Linked DNA regions of Homo sapiens: region 2 is linked to region 1. A link is an interaction called in ENCODE POLR2A ChIA-PET data of the cell type or tissue named here. Cell type or tissue: Caco-2. All regions are shown on one strand. Each heading gives the region's core, and the rest is flanking DNA. Links, peaks and the distances in the headings are about the cores only. Region 1 holds the start of LINC03139 (long intergenic non-protein coding RNA 3139). Region 2 overlaps ASCC1 (activating signal cointegrator 1 complex subunit 1).

Region 1 (16,471 bases), core at 5,182-13,181:
GGGATTACAGGCATGAGTCACCATGCCTGGTCAATATATACATGATCTCTATTATTTATTTATTTATTTGAGATGGAGTTTTGCTCTTGTTGCCCAGGCTGGAGTGCAATGGCACAATCTCGGCTCACTACAAACTCCACCTCCCGGATTCAAGCGATTCTCCTGCCTCAGCCTCCCAAGTAGCTGGGATTACAGGCATGTGCCACCACTCCCGGCTAATTTTGTATTTTTAGTAGAGAGGGGATTTCTCCATGTTGGTCAGGCTGGTCTCGAACTCCTGACCTCAAGTGATCCACCCGCCTCGGCCTCCCAAAGTGCTGGGATTACAGATGTGAGGCACCAAGCCTGGCTACTTATTTATTTTATTTTAAAATAAATATAGCATCTCACTATGTTGCCCAGGCCGGTCTCAAAATGGTCTCAAACTCCTGGCCTCAGGTGATCCTCTTGCCTTGGCCTCCCAAAGCACTGAGATTGCAGTTATGAGCCACTACACCTAGCCAATCTCCAATCTATTCTTTCTTTCTTTCTTTTATTTCTTTCTTTTTTTTTTTTTGGCAGTCTCACTCTGTTGCCCAGGCTGGAGCGCAGTGGTGTGATCACGGCTCACTGCAGCCTCAACCTCCTAGACTCAAGCAATTCACCCACCTCAGCCTCCCAAGTAGCAGGGACCACAGGCACATGCCACCATGCCTAGCTAATTTTTGTATTTTTAGTAGAGACAGAGTTTCACCATGTTGGCCAGGCTGGTCTTGAACTCCTGACCTTGTGATCCACCCGCCTTGGCCTCCCAAAGTGCTGGGATGAGCCACCGTGCCTGGCCAAGCCTCCAATTTTTAAATCAAAGGTTTGATTACTCCCATTTTACAGATGGGGAAACCAAGTCTCAGAGAGGCCGACTTGCCTAGGATGTCCCTGGTCCTGATAGAACCAGGATTCAAGCCCAAGATCATTTGGGGTCTGAAGTCTATGCAATGTTGTCTCCATTGAGAATCAGAATTGCCCAAGGGAAGCAGACACGAAGTACAAAGATCCACCAGGCCACCGGGGGCTGATGCCATCGCACTCCACCTTTCCACATTCCCACTCCACATGCCTGAGCAGACGCTATGACTGACCAGTCTGATCTCAGAGGTGCAGTGTACTGCTCAGCTGTGCAGATAAATCTGTTAAGGTGACAGAGCTGTCCCCTGGGGTCAGCTTAGTCTTAAGGACTTAATCTGGTTTATGTATCAGACTCTTGTAAGTTTCTTCAGGAGCCTCACCCTGAAAACCTTAACCTTTTCTTTGGGCCAGGTAAACCAAGATCCTTGGACCCCAGTGTCTTCATCAAGATTGTGACACCCTATGAAGACACTTCCCAATTGGCCCCTGGCCTCCACAATGACACCTATCCTAATCCTCAGGGCAGTGGACTGAGAACACGCTTGGCTCAGGCTGGACGTTTGTGTCTTAAATGACCTTGGACACAAGTGGGCTGGAATTAGGGCCTCTGAATCTTTAGGTTTTCTGGAGATTTCCATTATAAGTTATGATCCTGTCTTCAGAGTTTCTTTATCTTATTAGGAGTTTGACTGAGTACTACTCTGAGTTCGAATTACCTCACCCAGGAACCCAACACCCAACCCAAACCTGAGAGCTTTGCTTATAGAGAGAGGACTGGCTTTCATGTCAGGGACCTGGAATCTCCTCCTTGATCTGCTTCTTGCTGGCTGAGTCACCTCTGGGGAGAACTTCACCTCCCCATACTTCAGTACGTGCATTACGAACATGGACGTAGTCTGGCAACTGGGAGGAGCTGTGCCCACCGAAGGAATCATTGTGCCTTTAAGGGCATAAACCTGGTTTGAGATCAAATCCGTCCACTGAAACATTAATTCAACAATCCTCCCACCTCAGCCTCCTGAGGAGCTGGGACTACTGGTGTACATCACCATACCCAGCTAATGTCTTATTTTTTGTAAAGATAGGGTCTCACAATGTTGCTCAGGTTGGTCTTGAATTCCCGGGCTCAAGGGATCCTCCCACTTCAGCCTCCCAAAGTGCTGAGATTACAGGCATGAGCCACTGTGCCTGGCAGATTTGTACACTTTATTTATTTATTTATATAATAAATAGAGATGAGGTCTCGCTATGTTGCCCAGGCTGGATTCAAACTCCTGTCCTCAAGCGATCAGCCCACCTCGGCCTCCCAAAGTGCCAGGATTACAGGCATGAGCCACCTCACGCAGCAAATTGTACACTTTTTTTTTCCCCGAGACGGAGTCTCGCTCTCTCACCCAGGCTGGAGTGCAGTGGCACGATCTAGGCTCACTGCAACCTTCGCCTCCCAGGTTCAAGTGATTCTCCTGCCTCAGCCTCCCGAGTAGCAGGGACTACACCACATGTGCCACCACACCCAGTTAATTTTTGTATTTTTAATAGAGATAGGGTTTCACCATGTTGGCCAGGCTGGTGGCGAACTCCTGACCTCTAGTGATCCCTCCACCTCGGCCTCCCAAAGTGCTGGGATTACAGGTGTGAGCCACCATGCCTGGCCCCAGTTGTACACTTTAAATGTGTGAATTGCATGGTATATAAATTATAACGCAATAAAAAAATTTTCTTCTTCTTTCTGAGACAAGGTCTCTCTCTGTTGCCTAGGCTGTAGTGCAGTGGCACAATCATGGCACATTACAGCCTCGACCTCCTGGGTTCACATGATCCTCCTGCCTCAGCCTCCCAAATAGCTGGAACCACAGGTGTGTGCCACCACACCCAAATAACATTTTTTTTTAAATTTTTTTGAGATGGAGTTTTGCTCTTATTGCCCAGGCTGGAGTGCAGTGGCGCAATCTTGGCTCACCACAACCTCCGCCTCCCGGGTTCAAGCAATTCTCCTGCCTCAGCCTCACGAGTAGCTGGGATTACAGGCATGCACCACCACGGCTGGCTAATTTTGTATTTTTAGTAGAGATGGGTTTTCTCCATGTTGCTCAGGCTGGTCTCGAACTCTCAACCTCAGGTGATCCGCCTGCTTCAGCCTCCCAAAGTGCTGGGATTACAGGCGTGAGCCACCGCACCCAGCTATTTTTATTTTTTTTTGAGATGGAGCCTTGCTCTGTCACCCAGGCTGGAGCGCAGTGGTGAGGTCTCGGCTCACTAAAACCTCCACCTCCTGGATTCAAGTGATTTTCCTGCCTCAGCTGGGACTGCAGGTGCATGCCACCAAGCCCGGCTAATTTTTTTTTTTTTTTTTTTTTTTTGTATTTTTAGTAGAGATGGGGTTTCATCATGTTGGCCAGGCTGGTCTCGAACTTCTGACCCCAACTGATTCACCCACCACAGTCTCCCACAGTGCTGTGATTATAGGCATGAGTCACCATGCCTGGCCTCCTTCTCCTTCTTCTTCTTCTTCTTCGTCTTCATCTTCATCTTCTTTTTTTTAAAAAAAGAGGCAATAAAATATTTCTCTTAAGCAATCTAGCTTGAAAGTGTCCAGAGGAGGAGACGCTAAGGTCCAAATCCCGCTCTATCCCTTAGCTGTACCAACTGTGAGATCCTGCTGGGCACCAACCCTTGGTGTCCTCATTCAGAAGGTGGACAGCCCCTGGGCCTAGGCTGTTGTGAAAATGAGAGGAGGGCAGGGAGGAAATGCACCTGGCACTGGGCCTGCTGTGTGCTGGTCAGGATGCCATCAGCAGGAACAACAGGCGGAGGAGGCTGCAGGTGAATGATGGTGTTGGGGGAAGTTCTTTCCCTTTTATTTATTAAGAAGGGGAGGAGGGTTTCTTAATGGAGAAAGAAAGTGGGGAAACTATCCCAGAGCCTGTGCATCCCAGGGGACCTTTGTTCTCCAACCTCCCCTCTCCCAGCCCCACCCCCGCCATGGGCCTATATCTGCTCCACAAGCCCCCACAAGTGTAGTTACCTGGCAGCCCCATCCCCATGGTTGCCTCACCCCAGTGCTGGTAGCAGGACAAGGGGGCTGCCGAGGCTGGAGTGATGTCAATGCTGGGGGAGGAGAGAGACCCTCAGTCCACTGCCACCAACCCTGCCAACAGCAGTTGCTGAGGAGCGTGCTGTGCTGACTGTGGGCTGGGCTCTTGCTTCCCCTCATCTGCCCACAGTCCAGGTGTTCCCAGCATCCCCCCATCCCCTCCCCCGCCTGCCCAGCTGCTGAGCCAGTGTCTGACAACACCCAGACCCAAGATGTCAGAGCCTGTCCCCTGCATCCCAGCGGGAGCTGTTCCTGGACTCAGAGGCTGTGGTCTACAGAAAAGGCCCTGATAGGAGTCTGAGCTGGTTCCTAGTCCACACTCATCACAACCAAGCTATGGGACTTTGGGCAAGGCACTGCGCCCCTCCGGTTGCGCTGTCCCCATCACCAATGTGACTGTGGGAGCCAGGGTACGGGTCATCCAGGCCCCACTCCATGGTAGCACAGTGGCCCTGGAGGCCAGTGCTTCTGGTGGTAGGTGTCCCAGATGATGCTGGCCATTTGCATGGGCTCTCTCTGGCCCTGGAAGGAGTGAGGGCAAGGGTTGGAACCCTACTGTGTGCGGGACTCTGTGCCCTCCATGTGCTCCACCTCATTTAAACTTCACCGACCCCATGGGTCCAGTGTGAATAAGTGGGCAGGCTCTTCCAGGCCTCATGGTCAGACAGTCTGGACTCATATCCCATCTCCACCATGGACTAGCTGAGTGACCCGGGCAGAATATTTACCTTCTCTGTGCCTCAGTTTCCCCATCTATAAAATGAGGCCAAAATAGTACCTTTCTAACGGAGTAGTTGGGACAGACTGATTGAATACATGTCAACTGGGCAGAACAGTGCCTGGCACACGTTAAGCCCACAATAAGGTTAACTGTTGTTATTACTAGTCCCATCTTATAAGGAACTTGGGGCTCAGGGAAGCTAAGTGGCTTGCCCAAGGACACACCGCTAGAAAATGGTGGGGCAGGGCTTTCCACTTTTTTTTTTTTTTTTTTTTTTTGAGACAGAGTCTTGCTCTGTCACCCAGGCGGGAGTGCAGTGGTGCCATCTTGGCTCACTGCAATCTCTGTCTCCAGGGTTCAAGCAATTCTCCTGCCTCAGCCTCCTGAGTAGCTGGGAGCACAGGTGTGAACCACCACGCCTGGCTAATGTTTGTATTTTTAGTAGAGACGGGGTTTTGCCACGATGCCCAGGCTGGTCTCGAACTCCTGACCTCAAGTAATCTGCCCCCCTCAGCCTCCCAAAGTACTGGGATTACAGACATGAAGTTGATGTTCCTTCCCACCACCCAGTACTGGACCCCTTAAAAAAAATCCTGAGATGAGCAGTGTGGTAAATGCTGATGGTCTCAGGAATGGCATTAAAAAATAATCATGTAGCCAGGCACAGTGACTCACACATCTAATCCCAGATCCCAGCACTTTGGTAGGCCAAGGCAGGTGGATCATTTGAGCCCAGGAGTTCGAGACCAGCCTGGGCAACGTAGCGAAACTCCATCTCTACAAAAAATTATCCGGGCATGGTGGCAAGTGCCTGTAGTTCCAGCTACTCAGGAGGCTGAGGCAGGAGGATCACTTGAGTCCAGGGAGGTACTGGGTGGTGGAGTGCAGTGGGAGACACCACTGCACTCCAACCTGGGTGACAGGGTGAGACCCTGTCTCAAAATAATAAGTGGCCAGGCACAGTGGCTCACGCCTATAATCCCAGCGCTTTGGGAGGCCAAGGCGGGTGGATCACCTGAGGTCAGGAGATGGAGACCAGTCTGACCAACATGGAGAAACCTCGTCTGTACTAAAAATACAAAATTAGCCAGGCATGGTGGTGCATGCCTGTAATCCCAGCTACTAGGGAGGCTGAGGCAGGAGGATCTCTTGAACCCAGGAGGTGGAGGTTGTGGTGAGCCGAGATCGCACCACTGCACTCCAGCCTGGGCAACAAGAGCGAAACTCCGTCTCAAAAAAATAAATAAATAAATAAAATAAAAAAGAAAGAAAGAAAAAGACATGAAAATAATGATAACAAGGTTTATTTTCTGATTACCAAGGCAGTACAGTAGTCCCCCTTGCTTATCCAAGGTTTTGCTTTCTGCAGTTTCAGTTACCTGTGGTCAACTAAGTTCCAAAAATACTAAGACATTTTGAGAGAGAGAGAGAGAGAGAGCATGCTGACCTAACTTTATTACAGCACATTGTTATAATTGTTCTACTTATTTATTGTTGTTAATCCGTTACTGTGCCTGACTTATGAATTCAACTTTTATCACAGGTGTGTATGTATAGAAAAAGCAGAACATATATAGGGTTCGATACTATCACTTAGGTCTCAGGCATCTACTGGGGCTCTGGGAAAGTATCCCCTGAAGATAAGGGCGACTACAATATTTGTTCACTATCAGTAACTGAGAAAATGCGGAAAAGCGGAAAAGAGACAAGTAAAAATATTTTTCCCTTCGGGGAAAACCCTTTCTTCTTTGGATAACTAAAAACCTGATCTCCTGCATGTTGTGAGACCTATCAAAGGGAGGTGGCCTTCACTCACCTTAAGCAAGGCTTGACGTTGTCCAAGGGCCCAGCAGGAGATATTGCCAGCACCCACCCTCCCCAGGGTAAACACAGCCCCTTCCACTCCCTCCTGGGGCCTTCGGGCCCCACCTGGGGTCACAGCCTTGAGGATGCACACTGCAAGCCACAGCCTGCAGCTGCTTAGGTCATGTGATTCAGTGAATGCCAAGCCACAGGGCTCAGTCCTCCTCAGAATTGTCTGGGTCACCCAGAACACCCTATGTGAGCCATGTGATTCAGCGGGGTCACATGCTGAGCCACAGGCATTTGACTCCATGCCAAATGTCATCACTTCCAGAAAGTTAGCAAAAAATTATGGTGGCTCTGGTGTGGCAAGCACAGGGCAGGGCAAAGGAGACCGTCACTCCGAGATACCAACACCTGTTAAAAGAGGATGAGCTGGGAGAAGCGGATTGCTTGAGCTCAGGAGTTCAAGGCAGCAAGGAGCTATAATCATGTTTTTTTTTTCTTTTTTTTTTTTATTGATCATTCTTGGGTGTTTCTCGCAGAGGGGGATTTGGCAGGGTCACAGGACAATAGTGGAGGGAAGGTCAGCAGATAAACAAGTGAACAGAGGTCTCTGGTTTTCCTAGGCAGAGGACCCTGCGGCCTTCCGCAGTGTTTGTGTCCCTGGGTACTTGAGATTAGGGAGTGGTGATGACTCTTAAGGAGCATGCTGCCTTCAAGCATCTGTTTAACAAAGCACATCTTGCACCACCCTTAATCCATTCAACCCTGAGTGGACACAGCACATGTTTCAGAGAGCACAGGGTTGGGGGCAAGGTCACAGATCAACAGGATCCCAAGGAAGAAGAATTTTTCTTAGTACAGCACAAAATGAAAAGTCTCCCATGTCTACCTCTTTCTACACAGACACGGCAACCATCCGATTTCTCAATCTTTTCCCCACCTTTCCCCCCTTTCTATTCCACAAAACCGCCATTGTCATCATGGCCCATTCTCAATGAGCTGTTGGGTACACCTCCCAGACGGGGTGGTGGCCGGGCAGAGGGGCTCCTCACTTCCCAGTAGGGGCGGCCGGGCAGAGGCGCCCCTCACCTCCCGGATGGGGCGGCTGGCCGGACGGATGGCTGACCCCCCCCACCTCCCTCCCGGACGGGGCGGCTGGCCGGGCAGAGGGGCTCCTCACTTCCCAGTAGGGGCGGCCGGGCAGAGGCGCCCCTCACCTCCCGGACGGGGCGGCTGGCCGGGCGGGGGGCTGATCCCCCCACCTCCCTCCCGGACGGGGAGGCTGGCCGGGCGGGGGGCTGACCCCCCCACCTCCCTCCCAGACGGGGCAGCTGGCCGGGCGGGGGGCTGACCCCCCCACCTCCCTCCCGGACGGGGCGGCTGGCCGGGCAGAGGGGCTCCTCACTTCCCAGTAGGGGCGGCCGGGCAGAGGCGCCCCTCACCTCCCGGATGGGGCGGCTGGCCGGGCAGGGGGCTGACCCTCCCTACCTCCCTCCCGGACGGGGCGGCTGGCCGGGCGGGGGGCTGACTCCCCCACCTCCCTCCCGGACGGGGCGGCTGGCCGGGCGGGGGGCTGACCCCCACCTCCCTCCCAGACGGGGCGGCTGGCCTGGCGGAGACGCTCCTCACTTCCCAGACGGGGTGGCTGCCGGAGGGAGGGACTCCTCACTTCTCAGACGGTGCGGCTGCCGGGCGGAGGGGCTCCTCACTTCTCAGACGGGGTGGCCGGGCAGAGACGCTCCTCACATCCCAGACGGGGCAGCAGGGCAGAGGCGCTCCCCACATCTCAGACGATGGGCGGCCGGGCAGAGACGCTCCTCACTTCCTAGATGGGATGGCGGCCAGGCAGAGACGCTCCTCACTTCCCAGATGGGGTGGCGGCCGGGCAGAGGCTGCAATCTCAGCACTTTGGGAGGCCAAGGCAGGCTGCTGGGAGGTGGAGGTTGTAGCGAGCCGAGATCACGCCACTGCACTCCAGCCTGGGCACCATTGAGCACTGAGTGAACGAGACTCCGTCTGCAATCCCAGCACCTCGGGAAGCCGAGGCTGGTGGATCACTCGTGGTTAGGAGCTGGAGACCAGCCCGGCCAACACAGCAAAACCCCGTCTCCACCAAAAAAATACGAAAACCAGTCAGGCGTGGCGGCGCGCGCCTGCAATCGCAGGCACTCGGCAGGCTGAGGCAGGAGAATCAGGCAGGGAGGTTGCAGTGAGCCGAGATGGCAGCAGTACAGTCCAGCTTCAGCTCTGCATCAGAGGGAGACCGTGGAAAGAGAGGGAGAGGAGGGAGAGGAGGGAGAGGAGGGAGAGGAGGGAGAGGAGGGAGAGGGAGAGGGAGAGGGAGAGAGCTATAATCATGTTACTGCACTCCAGCTTGAGCAACAGTGGGAGACCCAGTTTCTTAAGAAGAAAAAAAAAAAGGAAAAAGTATCCCAGCACTTTGAGAGGTCGAGGCGGGCGGATCACAAGGTCAGAAGTTTGAAACCAGCCTGGCCAATATGGTGAAACCCCGTCTCTACTAAAAATACAAAAATTAGCTGGAAGTAGTGGCAGGCACCTGCAGTCCTAGGTACTCGGGAGGCTGAGGCAGGAGAATCGCTTGAACCCAGGAGGCGGAGATTGCAGTGAGCCAAGATCGCGCCTCTGCTCTCCAGCCTGGGCGACAGAGCAAGATTCCATCCCAGAAAAAAAAAAAGGAAAAAGTTAATATTAAATACTAATTTTAAGTAACTATAAGTAATTACAACTATTTTCACTTTAAACATTAAGTAAAATAATATAAAATTAAATTAAAAATTTAACCTAAAAAATTTAAATTAAGTAAATGTTAATACTCATTAATCTAATTAAATTAATGAAAATCTGCAAAAACAAAGCAAAAAACCCTTAACCATGCCAGCACTCTGTAAGTTCTCAATAACACATTTAAAAGTAAACTGAGGCACAATAAAATTAGAAGGTTTATTTATTCATATTTTATTTTATTTATTTATTTATTTAAAGACAGGGTCTCACTCTGTTGCCCAGACTGGAGTACAGTGGCACGATCTTGGCTCACTGCAACCTCTGCCTCCCAGGCTCAAGCAATTCTCCTGCCTCAGCCTCCCGAGTAGCTGGGATTACAGGCATGCGCCACTACCGCCGGCTAATTTTTGTTTTTGTTTTTGTTTTTGTTTCAGTGGAGACAGGGTTTCACCATGTTGGTCAGGCTGGTTTCCAACTCCTGACCTCAAATGATCCACCTGCCTCGGCCTCCTGAAGTGCTGGGATTACAGGCGTGAACCACTGCGCCCGGTGTAGAAAGTTTATTTGAGCAAATGATGACTCATGAATCAGGCAGATCCAAACCAGAAGTGATTCATGAGCTCTACTGAGAGAACACAGCTGGGACAGATACAGAAGTAAAGCTAAGGTGGAGGCTGCAGTGAACTAAGATCGCCCCATTGCACTCCAGCCTGGGCAACAGAGCAAGACTGTCTCCAAAAAAAAAAAAAAAAGGTAAAGCCAAGAAAATATTTGATTATTTGATTTGGCAGGGCACGGTGGTTCACACCTATAATCCCAACACTTTGGGGGGCTGAGGCGGGAGGGTCACTTGAGCCCAGGAGTTCAAGACCAGCCTCGGCAGCATGGCGAAACCCCATCTCAAAAAATACACAAAATTAGCTGGGTGTGGTGTTGTGGGCATGTGGTCTTAGCTGCTTGGGAGGCTGAGGTGGGAGGATCACTTGAGCCCAGGAGGTTGAGGCTACAGGGAGCCATGAACATGCCACTGCACTCCAGCCTAGGTGACAGAGCAAGACTCTGTCTCTAAAATAAATAAATAGGCATGACACAGTGGCTCACGCCTATAATCCCAGCACTTTGGGAGGCTGTGGTGGGTGGATCACTTGAGGTCAGGAGTTGGAGACCAGCCTGGCCAACATGGTGAAACCCCATCTCTACTAAAAATATAAAAATTAGCCAGGCATGATGGTGGGCGCCTGTAATCCCAGCTACTCGGGAGGCTGAGGTGGGAGAATTGCTTGAACCCGGGAGGCTGCAGCGGGAGAATTGCTTGAACACAGGAGGCTGAGCCGAGATGGTGCCACTGCACTCCAGCCTGGGAAACAGAGCAAGACTCCATCTCAATAAATAAATAAATAAATAAATAAATAAATAAATAAATAAATAAATAAAATAGAGCTTGCAGTCCCTCAGAGAGCACCCTAGTCCAATGGCCTCCTTTTACAGGAAGAGAAACTGAGGCCCAGAGGGATCAAGAGGCTCCCCCAAGGTCACCCAGCAAGAGGCTAGAGCTGGGACAAAACCCCCAAGTTTCTGACTCCCTGGGCAAGGCTTTTTCCACTGTTTTGGTCTTTGGCCATAGAGATAATCTGCTTAAAAAATTAACTTGGGATTTCATGTAATCACTGAGGCCTCAGAAGCCTTGCCCAAGGAAAGACGAGGAGGGTTTATTAAGCTTTGTTCTAGGAGTTACAGGGACAAGGCCACATAGCAGGGCTAGAAACTGATGTGTGCCACCCTCCTCCAGGCCAGTAGCAGCTTGTATTTCTAGAAAAGGCTTAATTTTCCAGGTCAGGGCAGGTCCCAGAAGGCACCTTCTGGGGATGCGGCTGGACCCCGTGACTCAGCTGATTCCACATTATTCTCTGTTTCCCTCCCCACTCAGGGTGACTGCCAGATTCTGGCCTCCCTTGGGCCTTCAGAGATGGAAGTGATCTTAGGTTGTTGGTGGGTCCTACAACCTATAGTGGAAAGGTGACCATCTAATTTTTTTTTTTTTTTTTTTGAGACAGAGTCTGGCCCTGTTGCCCAGGCTGGAGTGCAATGGCGCGATCTCGGCTCACTGCAACATTCGCCTCCCAGGTTCAAGCAATTCTCCTGCGTCAGCCTCCTGAGTAGTTGGGGTTACAGGTGTGCAACCACTTCCAGCTAATTTTTGTATTTTTAGTATAGATGGATTTCTTTTCTTTTTTTTTTTTTTTTAGAAGGAATTTCGCCCTCTCACCCAGGCTGGAGTGCAGTGGCATGATCCAGTCTTGGCTCACTGCAACCTCCGCCTCCCGATCCAAGCGATTCTCCTGCCTCAGCCTCCCAAGTAGCTGGGATTACAAGTGCGCACCACCATGCCCGGCTAATTTTTTGTATTTTTTTAGTAGAGATGGGGTTTCACCATGCAGCCCAGGCTGGTCCCAAACTCCTGACCTCGTGATCCACCTGCCTCGGCCTCCCAAAGTGCTGGGATTACAGGCATGAGCCACCACGCCCGGCCTGAGATAGGGTTTCACCATGTTGGCCAGGCTGGTCTCAAACTCCTGATTTCAGATGATCCACCCGTCTAGGCCTCCCAAAGTGCTGGGATTACAGGTGTGAGCCACCATGCCCACTTGTGTCTAATTTATCATCCTCACCAGGACACTTTTGAGCATGGCCAGGGACATCTGGTCACCCAGCCACTGCTATCTCTGAGCATCATGATGGGTTGAAGAGTCAGTGAGCCGGCGGTTGAGGACCCACTGTGCTTGGGTCCCATACCTGATGAGAAAGAAGGGCCCAAGTCCCAGGCCTGCAAAACCACAGCCCTAGAAGGAGTGAGAGCACACAGCCAGCATGACCCAGGAAACTAGAACTGAAACCCTCAAAGCTGAAAGGTCTAGATGACTGTCCTTACTGTCCCAACGGGGAGCACACAGCTCTGAAAGGCCAAGGGCCTTGCCCAAGGTTACCCCCCGAGAAGATCAGAGACTCAAACCCAGGTTCCCAACTCTCAGCTCAGTGTGCGCTGTGCCACCGGTTCCCTTTCATCTGCAAACCCCCTGCCTATCTGGAAGGTGTGCACACAGCCTGGAAGCTTGTTATACTGGATTGTAAAAATTGTTCCTTGCCCTGGACTGGTGTGTGGCTTTGTTTGTGTGTGGCTTCCTAATCCTGCAGCCCCTGTGGGTGGGGAGGTCCCCTTTGCAAATAAGCGTGCCAGGCTCCAGAACCCAGGGAGAAGGCAAATATTTCCTGAACTAAACCTGCTCTCAGCACTTCCACTACTACTACCCCAGTCCAGGCCACCATCATCTCCCAGGTGGCCTCAGTGGCCTCTAAGTGGTATCCGGGATCCTTCTCTTTTCCCCACTCTTCATCCTCCATGTCAGAGCATGGAGCCTGGGTGCAGATCCCACACAACTCTCCCTCAGAGCTATCCACGCTCAAATCCTGGATGCACAGCAATGTCATGTGGCTGCCATCCTCCTGTCTGGCTTCCCCGTGTCCCCTTTCTTTCTTTCTTTTTTTTTTTTTGTTTGAGATGTAGTCTTGCTCTGTCGCCCAGGCTGGAGTGCAGTGGCGCGATCTCTGCTCATTGCAAGCTCTGCCTCCCGGGTTCACACCATTCTCCTGCCTCAGCCTCCCGAGTAGCTAGGACTACAGGCACCTGCCACCACGTCCGGCTAATTTTCTGTATTTTTAGGAGAGATGGGGTTTCACCGTGTTAGCCAGGATGGTCTCGATCTCCTGACCTCGTGATCCACCCGCCTTGGCCTCCTAAAGTGCTGGGATTACAAGCGTGAGCCACCGGGCCCAGCCCCCCGTGTCCCCTTTCTTGGTATCCTGCCACCTCACACAAGAAAGGCACAACTCCCGCCCAACTGGGCCTTCCATGGGGCAGTGCCCTGTGAACAACCTCCTACCCCCAGTAGGTAGTTAGAGAGGTACCTGGAGGCAGAGCCTGTTCTCAGCACACTATGAGGGCAGGAACCAGGGTCACACTCCTTTGGCCCAGATAAGGCTCAGAAGTGAGAACGTTGTCATGGGGCCACACCCTTATTTGAATTTCAAACATGAAGCCAGGGTTTTCTGACAGAAAGAAAGTCTTGTCTTGCTTGACTGTGTTGATGGGGCGTGATGTGGCAGGCATTCTTCTTAAAGGGACTAAATGTGTAGCCCCAGTTTTGTGTGGAAAAAATATTTATTTATTTATTTATTTTTATTTATTTATTTTTTTTTATTGATCATTCTTGGGTGTTTCTCGCAGAGGGGGATTTGGCAGGGTCAGAGGACAATAGTGGAGGGAAGGTCAGCAGATAAACACGTGAACAAAGGTCTCTGGTTTTCCTAGGCAGAGGACCCTGCGGCCTTCCGCAGTGTTTGTGTCCCTGGGTACTTGCGATTAGGGAGTGGTGATGACTCTTAAGGAGCATGCTGCCTTCAAGCATCTGTTTAACAAAGCACAACTTGCACCGCCCTTAATCCATTCAACCCTGAGTGGATACAGCACATGTTTCAGAGAGCACAGGGTTGGGGGTAAGGTCACAGATCAACAGGATCCCAAGGCAGAAGAATTTTTCTTAGTACAGAACAAAATGAAAAGTCTCCCATGTCTACCTCTTTCTACACAGACACGGCAACCATCCGATTTCTCAATCTTTTCCCCACCTTTCCCCCCTTTCTATTCCACAAAACCGCCATTGTCATCATGGCCCGTTCTCAATGAGCTGTTGGGTACACCTCCCAGACCGGGTGGTGGCCGGGCAGAGGGGCTCCTCACTTCCCAGTAGGGGCGGCCGGGCAGAGGCGCCCCTCACCTCCCGGACGGGGCGGCTGGCCAGGCGGGGGGCTGACCCCCCCACCTCCCTCCCAGACGGGGCGGCTGGCCGGGCGGGGGGCTGACCCCCCCACCTCCCTCCCAGACGGGGCGGCTGGCCGGGCGGGGGGCTGACCCCCCCACCTCCCTCCCGGACGAGGTGGCTGCCGGGCGGAGACGCTCCTCACTTCCCAGACGGGGTGGCTGCTGGGCGGAGGGGCTCCTCACTTCTCAGACGGGGCGGTTGCCAGGCAGAGGGTCTCCTCACTTCTCAGACGGGGCGGCCGGGCAGAGACGCTCCTCACATCCCAGACGGGGCGTCAGGGCAGAGGTGCTCCCCACATCTCAGACAATGGGCGGCCGGGCAGAGACGCTCCTCACTTCCCAGATGTGATGGCGGCCGGGAAGAGGCGCTCCTCACTTCCTAGATGGGATGGCGGCCAGGCAGAGACGCTCCTCACTTTCCAGACTGGGCAGCCAGGCAGAGGGGCTCCTCACATCCCCGACGATGGGCGGCCAGGCAGAGACGCTCCTCACTTCCCAGACGGGGTGGCGGCCGGGCAGAGGCTGCAATCTCGGCACTTTGGGAGGCCAAGGCAGGCGGCTGGGAGGTGGAGGTTGTAGCAAGCCGAGATCACGCCACTGCACTCCAGCCTGGGCACCGTTGAGCACTGAGTGAACGAGACTCCATCTGCAATCCCGGCACCTCGGGAGGCCGAGGCTGGCGGATCACTCGCGGTTAGGAGCTGGAGACCAGCCCGGCCAACACAGCGAAACCCTGTCTTCACCAAAAAAATACGAAAACCAGTCAGGCGTGGCGGCGCGCGCCTGCAATCGCAGGCACTCGGCAGGCTGAGGCAGGAGAATCAGGCAGGGAGGTTGCAGTGAGCCGAGATGGCAGCAGTACCATCCAGCTTCGGCTCGGCATCAGAGGGAGACTGTGGAAAGAAAGGGAGAGGGAGACCGTGGGGAGAGGGAGAGGGAGAGGGAGCGGGAGCGGGAGCGGAAAAAATATTTAAAGATGATATACAGTCTACAGCAAACCACCAAATGCATCATTTGCAAGTTTAGGCTAATGATAAAAATTTCAAAGGGGCCAGGCACATTTGCTCATGCCTGTAATCCCAGCACTTTGGGAGGCCAAGGAGGGCGGATCACCTGAGGTCAGGAGTTCGAGACCAGCCTGGCCAACATGGTGAAACCCCCGTCTCTACTGCAACTATAACGATTAGCCGGGTATGGTGGCAGGTGCCTGTAATCCCACTTACTCAGGAGGCTAAGGCAGGAGAATCGCTTGAACCTGGGAAGTGGAGGTTGCAGTGAGCCGAGGTCGTGCCATTGCACTCCAGCCTGGGTGACAGAGTGAGAGTCCATCTCAAAAAAAAAAAAAAAAAATTTGAAAGGGGTTTTTTAAAGGGTGCCTGTGGACAAAGTGTGATCACTGTTGTGTGGAAGTGATCCTTTACGATCCCAATCAGATCACACCATTTGCTGTTCACACATCTCCAGTGGCCTCTTTTGCCTTTGAGCATGCCCAGGTCGTTTCCCCCCAGTCTGGAGGCTCTTGCCCTTTGCTCCTGCTCCAGATATTCATTCTGCATCTGCTCCCTAGCAGCTTTCTCTCTGCCATCCTGCCATCTTTTCTTCTTGCCATGCTAGCATATGTTTATTTATGAGTGGCAGCTGTATCTCTAGTCACTAGGTCAGGACCTGGTATATTCTAGGCGCCCTGGAAGCATTCTCCAGAAACAGAGGTGCGGTGAGGAGAGTTTGGATCCAGTTTGGACTGCAGATAAATGTTTGTGAGGCTGGGCATGGTGGCTCACACCTGCAATCCCAGCGCTTTCAGAGGCCAAGGCGGGAGGACCGCCAGAGCCCAGGAGTGAGAGACCAGCCTGTGCAACATAGTGAGACCCCTGTCTAATTATTTTAAAAAAGGTTGTTTGTGAAATGACTGAGCAAGTAAATAATGAAGGAGTGAAGGAACTTGGACTGATGACCTGGAACACCTGTACCCTTCTCCCACTCCAAAAAACCCCTGCCCATCCTCACAATCCAGGGCCAGCATCACTCTTTTTTTCTGGAAGCTTCCTCAGTATCCTGGGTATGGGTCCCCTGTGATTCATGGAGGACCCCCAGTGGGGCTCCCAATGGCACGGCATTACCAGCACCTGCACCTGCTGCCTCCCCAGTCACCCCTGGCTCCCAGGGTTCCATTGCACAGTAGATCCTCTAGAAATGCTTCACAGACATTGATGTGGTGAGGGAGGAGGGACAGGGTAGCAGTCTCACCACCCATTACCCCCACCCCCGCCTCTCATTCAACGAACACTTTGAGCACCTGGCACTTTGATCCCCTCAGTGCCAGGCACTGAGCTCCAAATCC
Region 2 (8,000 bases), core at 1-8,000, 270 kb after region 1:
GAGTATTTGAGAGATTGAATGTCAAAGAACACAATACATTCAAGGACTGGAGAAAATCTGTAGAAAGGGAAGGGCAGGCTGAAGCCAAGCTGTGAAGGCCACATGGGTCAGGCAGCATTGGACTCTTACTTGGTAAGCCATAGGAAACCGAGGGTTGTTTTTTGTTGTTGTTGTTGTTGTTTTTCTTTTTTTAAGAGACATGATCTCACTCTGCTGCCCAGGCTAGAGTGCAGTAGCACAATCACAGCTAACTGCAGCCTTGAACTCCTGGGGTCAAGCTATCCTCCTGCCTCAGCCTCCCAAGTTGTTGGGACTACAAGTAAATGCCACTGAGAGGTTAAGCCAGCTGGACTTCCTGGGTTGAATGGGGGACTTGGAGAACTTTTCTGCCTAGCTAGAGGATTGTAAATGCACCAATCGGCACTCTGTAAAAACGCACCAATCAGCGCTCTGTGTCTAGCTAAAGGATTGTAAACGCACCAATCAGCACTCTATGAAAACGCACCAATCAGCGCTCTGTGTCTAGCTAAAGGATTGTAAACGCACCAATCAGCACTCTGTGAAAACGCACCAATCAGCACTCTGTGTCTAGCTAAAGGATTGTAAGCACACCAATCAGCACTCTGTAAAAATGCACCAATCAGCGCTCTGTGTCTAGCTTAAAGATTATAAATGCACCCATCAGCACTCTGTAAAATGGACCAATCAGAATGGGCCAATCAGCAGGGGGATGTGGGCGGGGCCAAATAAGGGATAAAAATAAAAGCTGGCCACCCAAGCCAGCAGCAGCAACCCACTTGGGTCCCCCTTCCATGCTGTGGAAGCTTTGTTCTTTCACTCTTCACAATCAATCTTGCTGCTGCTCACTCTTTGGGTCCGCACTACCTTTATGAGCTCTAACACAACGAGGGTCTGCGGCTTCATTCCTGAAGTCAGCAAGACCATGAACCCACCGGAAGGAACAAACAACTCCGGATGCGCCACCTTTAAGAGCTGTAACACTCACTGCAAAGGTCTGCAGCTTCACTCCTGAAGTCAGCAAGACCACGAACCCACCGGCAGGAAGAAACTCCGGACACATCTGAACATCTGAAGGAACAAACTCCGGACACACCATCTTTAAGAACTGTAACACTCACCACGAGGGTCCGCGGCCTCATTCTTGAAGTCAGCAAGACCAAGAACCCACCGGAAGGAACCAATTCTGGACATACCACCATGCCCAGCTAATTTTTTTTTTTTAACTTTTTGTAGAGACGGGGTATCACTATATTGCTCAAGTAGGTCTTGAACTCCTGGCCTCAAGCGACCTTCCCTCCTTGGCCTCCCAAAGTGCTGGGACGACAGGTGTGAGCCACCATGCCAGGCCATCAATGACAGTTTTTAAGAAGCAAGAAACAGGCCAAGTGCAGTGGCTCACGCCTGTAATCCCAGCACTTTGGGAGGCCAAGGCGTGCAGATCACGAGGTCAGAAGTTCGAGATCAGCCTGGCCAACATGGTGAAACCCCATCTCTACTAAAGATACAAAAAATTAGATGGGTGTGGTGGTGCATGCCTATAATCCCAGCTCCTTGGGAGGATGAGGCAGGAGAATAGCTTGAACACGTGAGGCGGAGGTCGCAGTGAGCCAAGATTGCGCCATTGCACTCCAGCCTGGGTGACAGGGCAAGACTCCATCTCAAAAAAAAAAAAAAAAAAAGGAAAAAACATAAGGAAAAACGAAAAACAACTAAAAGCACGGAAACCAATTAAGAGAGATGTTGTGCTTCCTTATATAGTTATCTTAATCTTTTTCCCCAATTACAAAAATAATACAAGCTCATTATAGAACATATGAAAAAAGTACGAAAAGCATAAAAAGGAAAACATAACCTCACCACGCAGATAAACACTTAACCTTTTGTGTTAAATGTATATCTATGGATGGTGAGGTTACGTAATCAGAAAAAATTTTCAGATAAACTGCTTTTAAAAGTTTCTGATTAACACCATCTAAGAACCATAATATTTCTTCTTCTTCTTTTTTTTTTTTCAGAGACAGGGTCTCACTCTCTCATCCAGGCTAGAGTGCAGTGGCACGATCTCAGCTCACCGCAACCCTCTGCCTCCCAGGCTCAAGCGATTCTCCTACCTCAGTCTCCCGAGTAGCTGGGATTACAGGCGTGTGCCACTGCCACCGGCTAATTTTTGTATTTTTAGTAGAGACAGGGTTTTGCCATGTTGCCCAGGCTGGTCTCAAACTCCTGCCCTCAAACGATCCACCTGCCTTGGCCTCCCAAAGTGTTGGGATTACAGGCGTGAGCCACTGTGCCTGGCTGAACCATATATTTCTAAATATAACTTAGGTCTGAATATAACCATGCACCGCAAATTGCACTTCAGTTACAAATCACAACAGAATAATTCCTCACTTTCCCCCTTAATCTCTTGAAGAAAAAAAGTAGACAGGGAGTTCAGCTATATAAAACTGAACATGAAACACGAAGCATGAAATACTGGAGTAAGTAAACTAAACAGACTACATGAAAGAAATCAGTTTCCACCTTTGTCTTTCTGGAAAACTAGGATTTCTGACAATTTACAGACTCAAAACTTTGAAGGGACTAATATCCTTTAAAAAGTTCTAGTGTAACCTGCTCTTTTTACACAGAAGGAAATGATGCAGAGAGGCTGGGTTGCTCAGTCAGTGACAGAGGAACCAGAATCCAAGTCTACAGGCAGCCTGTGCTGTTTCCTTTTTCTTTCTTTCTTTCTTTTTTTTTTTTTTTTTTTTTTTGAGATGGAGTCACTCTGTCACCTAGGCTGGAGTGCAGTGGCGCAATCTTGGCTCACTGCAACCTCCATCTCCCGAGTAGCTGGGATTACAGACATTCGCCACCACACCCAGCTAATTTTTGTGTTTTTAGCAGAGATGGGGTTTTGCCATGTTGGGCAGGCTGATCCACTGACCTCAGGTGATCTGCTGGCCTTGGCCTCCCAAAGTGCTGGGATTACAGGCGTGAGCCACCGCGCTCGGCTTGTTCTGTTTTCAATTCACTGTGCACTCCACGAAGACTGGCTATTTGTCTTATTCACTGTTTTATCTCTGCACCTAAACTAATGCCTAATTGGCACATAATCAGTGCTCAACAGTCTTTACATGCATTCATGAATGAATTCACAGATAGCAAATATTTTGGAATTCTATTAAGAGAGCTTAAGGGTACTTGGACATAATCGTTAAATTTCAGGTTGACAATATGTCACTATATTTCTTTTTTCTTTTTCTTTTTTTTTTTTTTTTTGAGACGGCGTCTCACTCTGTTGCCCAGTCTGGAGTGCAGTGGCACAATCTCAGCTCATTGCAACCTTCGCCTCCCAGGTTCAAGCGATTGTCCTGCCTCAGCCTCCCGAGCAGCTGGGACTACAGATGCCCGCCACCACGCCCGGCTAATTTTTTGTATTTTTTAGTAGAGACAGGGTTTCACCGTGTTAGCCAGGATGGTCTCGATCTCCTGACCTCGTGATCCACCCAACCTTGGCCTCCCAAAGTGCTGGGATTACAGGTGTGAGCCACGGCACCCAGCCATTTCTAACAGTATATTATTTCAATTCTTATTTCATTGATCCTTTCCTGTTTATGAATAAATCACAAAGCTTCTCTATGCCTTTGCTTCCTAATAAGCAAATTAAATATAACAGGGTTGCTATGAAAAAAGGAATGAATTATTCTTAAGCAGCTTTATCACTTAGATAGTGCTTTGGATTTGAAAACAGAAGCCAGTTATTAATGCACTAAATCTAAGCTCTTAGTTTAAAGGCCTGTAAGTGCTATAAAGCTCAAGCATTCCAGGACCATCTTTACAAATAAGGAGTTTGTGCTGCAGAATGATCACTGACTGCCTAGAAAGTGCAAATTTCAAGCTTTTGTTTGGGCTTTCCCTCCCAATTTAATTCAGCTCCATCCAATTAATGCTTCCTGAGCGCTCACTGTGTACAGACATCATCCTAGTGATTACAAGAATAAAAACTAAGCAAAGATGGTCCTTGTTATTAATAGATCTACAATCCACTAAGATAAAATTTTGTTATTATTTTTATGAGACTATAAAGTAGATTTTGGTAATAACATAAGCAATACAGAGTGTTTCGGGTAATTTAAAAGTGGAAGAGATTATAGTGGGGTTAGGACCAGTATAGGTTGCAAGGAGGACGGGCTTAGGATAAGAAGCTAACTGCACTCAATGCATTTTTTTACATCAGTTAAATGAATAAATAACAAACATTCTTCGAACATCTATGTCATGCATTACAAAAGGCAGCCAAATAACACATAACTCCCTGCCCCCAAGAATCTTACAGTCTATTTAAGAAAAAGAAGAAAGGATGGCAAGAGGAAAGAGAAATAGCATTTGGACAAAAGAGGAGTAATATAAGGGAAATTTCAGTCACAAGAAACAATATTAACAACAAAAGATCAACAACCAATAATGAAGCAGGCTGGGGCCCAGGGCAGGCACTAGATAGTGGGAGATAAAGCTGAAGTATTAAGATGATGTCATACTGGAAGATCTTGAATGCTAGACTGAGGATTATGAATTCAAAAGATGATGAGAAATGATGAAAGATTTTTAAGCAAAGTCCTATGGTACATAAGCTATTGCTTAGACTGATGTAGTAGTGTTTCATAATATCTATATTCACTAACATAAAAGTAATGTGTAGGTTATATTTCACAAGAATGAACTGCAGAAATATATGTGTAATGTGATCAATTTATGTAAAATTATATGCATAGACAATGACTCTCGGTATTTGCTCTGAGGAGGAAAACTCAAGAGTTGGAGGAGGGGGAAAAGGAACTGTTTAATTTTCACTTCACCCATCTGTAAGATTTTATTTTTGTAAGCAAAAACAATGTAAAAAGAGGCTTGGCTGTGAAAGGAAGATGGCAAACTATGTATAGTGATGCAGGGCTGCACCACTGTGGAATTTAATGCACACATATATACCTCTCTCATCTTTTCACCAAACGCTCAAAAGAGTAGACTATATCCACTTATTTTTAATGTCCTCTTTCTGTCCCATAAGCACAGGCTTTACAGTCAAACAGAGCTGGGTCAAACCACAATTCTACCACTTACAAGCACATACTAATTACCACTAACCTGGAGCTGACCAAGTATACCAAGTATAACATCAAATTGTTTATAGATAGATAGATAGATAGATAGATAGATAGATAGATAGATAGATAGATATAGATATAGACATAGAGATATAGATATACAGATATATATAGATATATATCAGACAAGCTAAAAGAAAAAAATTACTTGTTATCCACAAATAACGACTGGTAAATTGTTTATGTATCCAGGCTGACTTATTCTTCTATTGCTCTCTCTTCCCACTTTTGAGATAGAAGTCAGTATACAAATTGCTTTGTAATCTCTTTTTAACACATAATAATCTACAGTGAATACTTTCCCAAGATATAATGTTTAGTCAACCCACAGTATTCTCTATTCTACAGATGTTCTACAGTTTATTTTCCATCAATTTGATTTTGATGACCATTTAGACTGCCGCCAGTATTTACTGTTATATACAATACTGTAATCGGGATCTTCATATAGATATTTGTCCCCATATTTCTGATTAATTCCATTGGATAAATTCCTACAGGGAAAATCAGCAAAGTCTAAGAAATACAAAATAAAACTCTGGGAGTAAAAGGCGAATATGCTCTCTAGAAAGCTTATATTAATTTATACTTTTACCAGCAATGACCTTCTCATGTCTCTTATCAAACATCTACCTAGTTTTCTTCTACTTTTAAAATTAGCCTTCCTTGTAACAGATGAATTACTGAATAGATTTAAGCTCCCTAACATAAGAGCCATTGTACCCATTTTTGTTTCCCTTACGGTATCTGATACAATGCCTGGTACTTTGTAGATACTAAATTATTTATTTTTGGATATTTATCTTTTGTCTAACTACTTATTAGCACTTTTACTGATCTCTTATCAATGTTAAAGCTTTTACAAGTATTTTTAGTAGAATGCTATTTATTTGCAAATAATGACCATTGGTCTTCTAAAAAAATTTTCCCACACAACACCTATGTACTTTTTAAAATTGTCTCTGTAGCTGGGGTATTAGCCAAAACTGTCAGAACAATGTGTTTAATATTAATGATAAATGTAGGCAACCCTGTTTTCTGATTGTAATGGGAATAAACCTGGTATATTACTGTTCAATATGATTGTTGATTTAAAATAGACATATTAGACAGTATCTATTTTTATTTTTTGAAAGTTTCTTGAAAAAATATTAAATTTTATCAAAAGTCTTTCAGCCATGCACTTAGCTATTATTTTTTAATTTGACCCATTTAGTAGGATATTATTAGATTTTTCTGTTCCTAATTCATCTTTGCATTCCTGAGATTAACCAGTTTAGTCATGAGAGTTCACATTCATCTTATTCTTACCCTCTACTTTCAGAAAATTGCCAAATCCAGCAGATTTCACTTTTTTTTTTTTTTTTGGTGAGACTGAGTCTTCCTCTGTTGCCCAGGTTTGAGTGCAGTGGCGTGATCTCAGCTCACTGCAACCTCCACCTCCCAGGCTCAGACAATCCTCCTGCCACAGCCTCTGGAGGAGCTGGGATTACAGGCATGTGCCACCATGCCCGGCTAATTTTTGTATTTTTCGTAGAGACGGGGTTTCACCATGTTGGCCAGGCTGGTCTTGAACTCCTGACCTCTGGTGATCTGCCCGCCTCAGCCTCCCAAAGTGCTGGGATTACAGGTGTGAGGCACTGCACCCGGCCAGATTTCACTATTCTTGCATCCACGTGATTCTCATTGCTACTGCTCTAGTTCAGGCCTTCTTTGCTTCTCAGCTGGACTAGAGTAATGACTTTTAAATACCTCCCCCTCCTGTTCCTGATACTTCGTTTCCATTACACATGTAGTATATAATTGCATACAATTCATATAGTCTCTCAATTTATTTATAATTTCCTGCAAAAAGGTATTAAATGGGCCAGGCATGGTGACTTACGCCTGTAATTCCAGCACTTTGGGAGGGCTGAGGTGGGTGGATCACGAGTCAGGAGATCTAGACCATCCTGGCTAACATGGTGAAACCCCATCTCTACTAAAAATACGAAAAATTAGCCGGACATGGTAGTGGGCGCCTGTAGTCCCAGCTACTCGTGAGGACAAGGCAGAAGAATGGCGTGAACCCAGGCAGTGGAGCTTGCAGTGAGCAGAGATGGTGCCACTGCACTCGAGCCTGGGTGACAGAGCGAGACTCCGTCTCAGGAAAAAAAAAAAAAAAAAAAGGTATTAAATGTGTTATTAAATGTGTTTTGTCATAGTTATTCCTAATTTCCTTATAATTTTTGTTGCTACTATAAATGTGTTTTATTTTAAATGATACTGCTTTCTGTTTGCTGCTGGTATACAGAAAACCAAAGGATTTTATTATACTGATTTTACAGTCAATCACCTTACTAAACTCCCTTTTTGTTGTTGTTGTTGTTGTTAAGAGACAGGGTCTCTCTGTTGCTCAGACTGGCCTCAAACCCCTGGGCTCAAGCAACCCTCCAGTCTCAGCCTCTCAAGTAGCTGGGATTACAGATGCATACCACCACGCCTCAAACTCCCTTATTATTTCCTAATAATTTGGTAACTGTAGGTAACCTTGTTTTATCTCTGGTCAGAAAGTATAATATGCAAGATACCAACTCATTAAAATGTACTAAGCCTTACTTTATGATCTAGTATGTAATCATTTTTTTTCTACTGTTCCATGTGCCTGAAAAGAATATGAATTCTCTAATTACTGGGCATATAATTCCAGAGATGAGTATTAGATAAAACTTGCTCATGGTTAAAATATTCTGTATCTTTACTGACTTTATATCTGCTTGATCTACCAATAATTAAGAAATAGGTTGCAATCTCCTCCTATGATGAAGGGTTTCTCAGTTTTTCCCTAATAAA

Evidence for each region. Peaks named below come from ENCODE experiments on the same cell type or tissue, not always from the same donor. Only the 100,000 strongest peaks of a DNase experiment are listed, where the experiment ranks them.
Region 2: POLR2A ChIA-PET joins it to region 1 with 12 read pairs; 2 of 35 experiments call an interaction of 5 or more read pairs at or near these places.

What each region holds. Positions count from the first base shown.
Region 1 is chr10:71,861,658-71,878,128 of GRCh38, forward strand. It overlaps LINC03139 (long intergenic non-protein coding RNA 3139), which reads left to right and starts at 16,430. Exons shown (of 2, transcript XR_007062186.1): 1 at 16,430-16,471. RefSeq lists enhancers at 11,962-12,031, 14,340-15,220. In Caco-2, for the core only: no CTCF peak of the experiment used is centred there; DNase peaks (open chromatin) are centred at 6,664 and 9,787.
Region 2 is chr10:72,135,847-72,143,846 of GRCh38, forward strand. The region is part of intron 7 of ASCC1 (activating signal cointegrator 1 complex subunit 1); the gene reads right to left. Among named protein-coding and RNA genes, the nearest start is that of SPOCK2, 51 kb to the left of the region's middle. In Caco-2, for the core only: no CTCF peak of the experiment used is centred there; no DNase peak of the experiment used is centred there.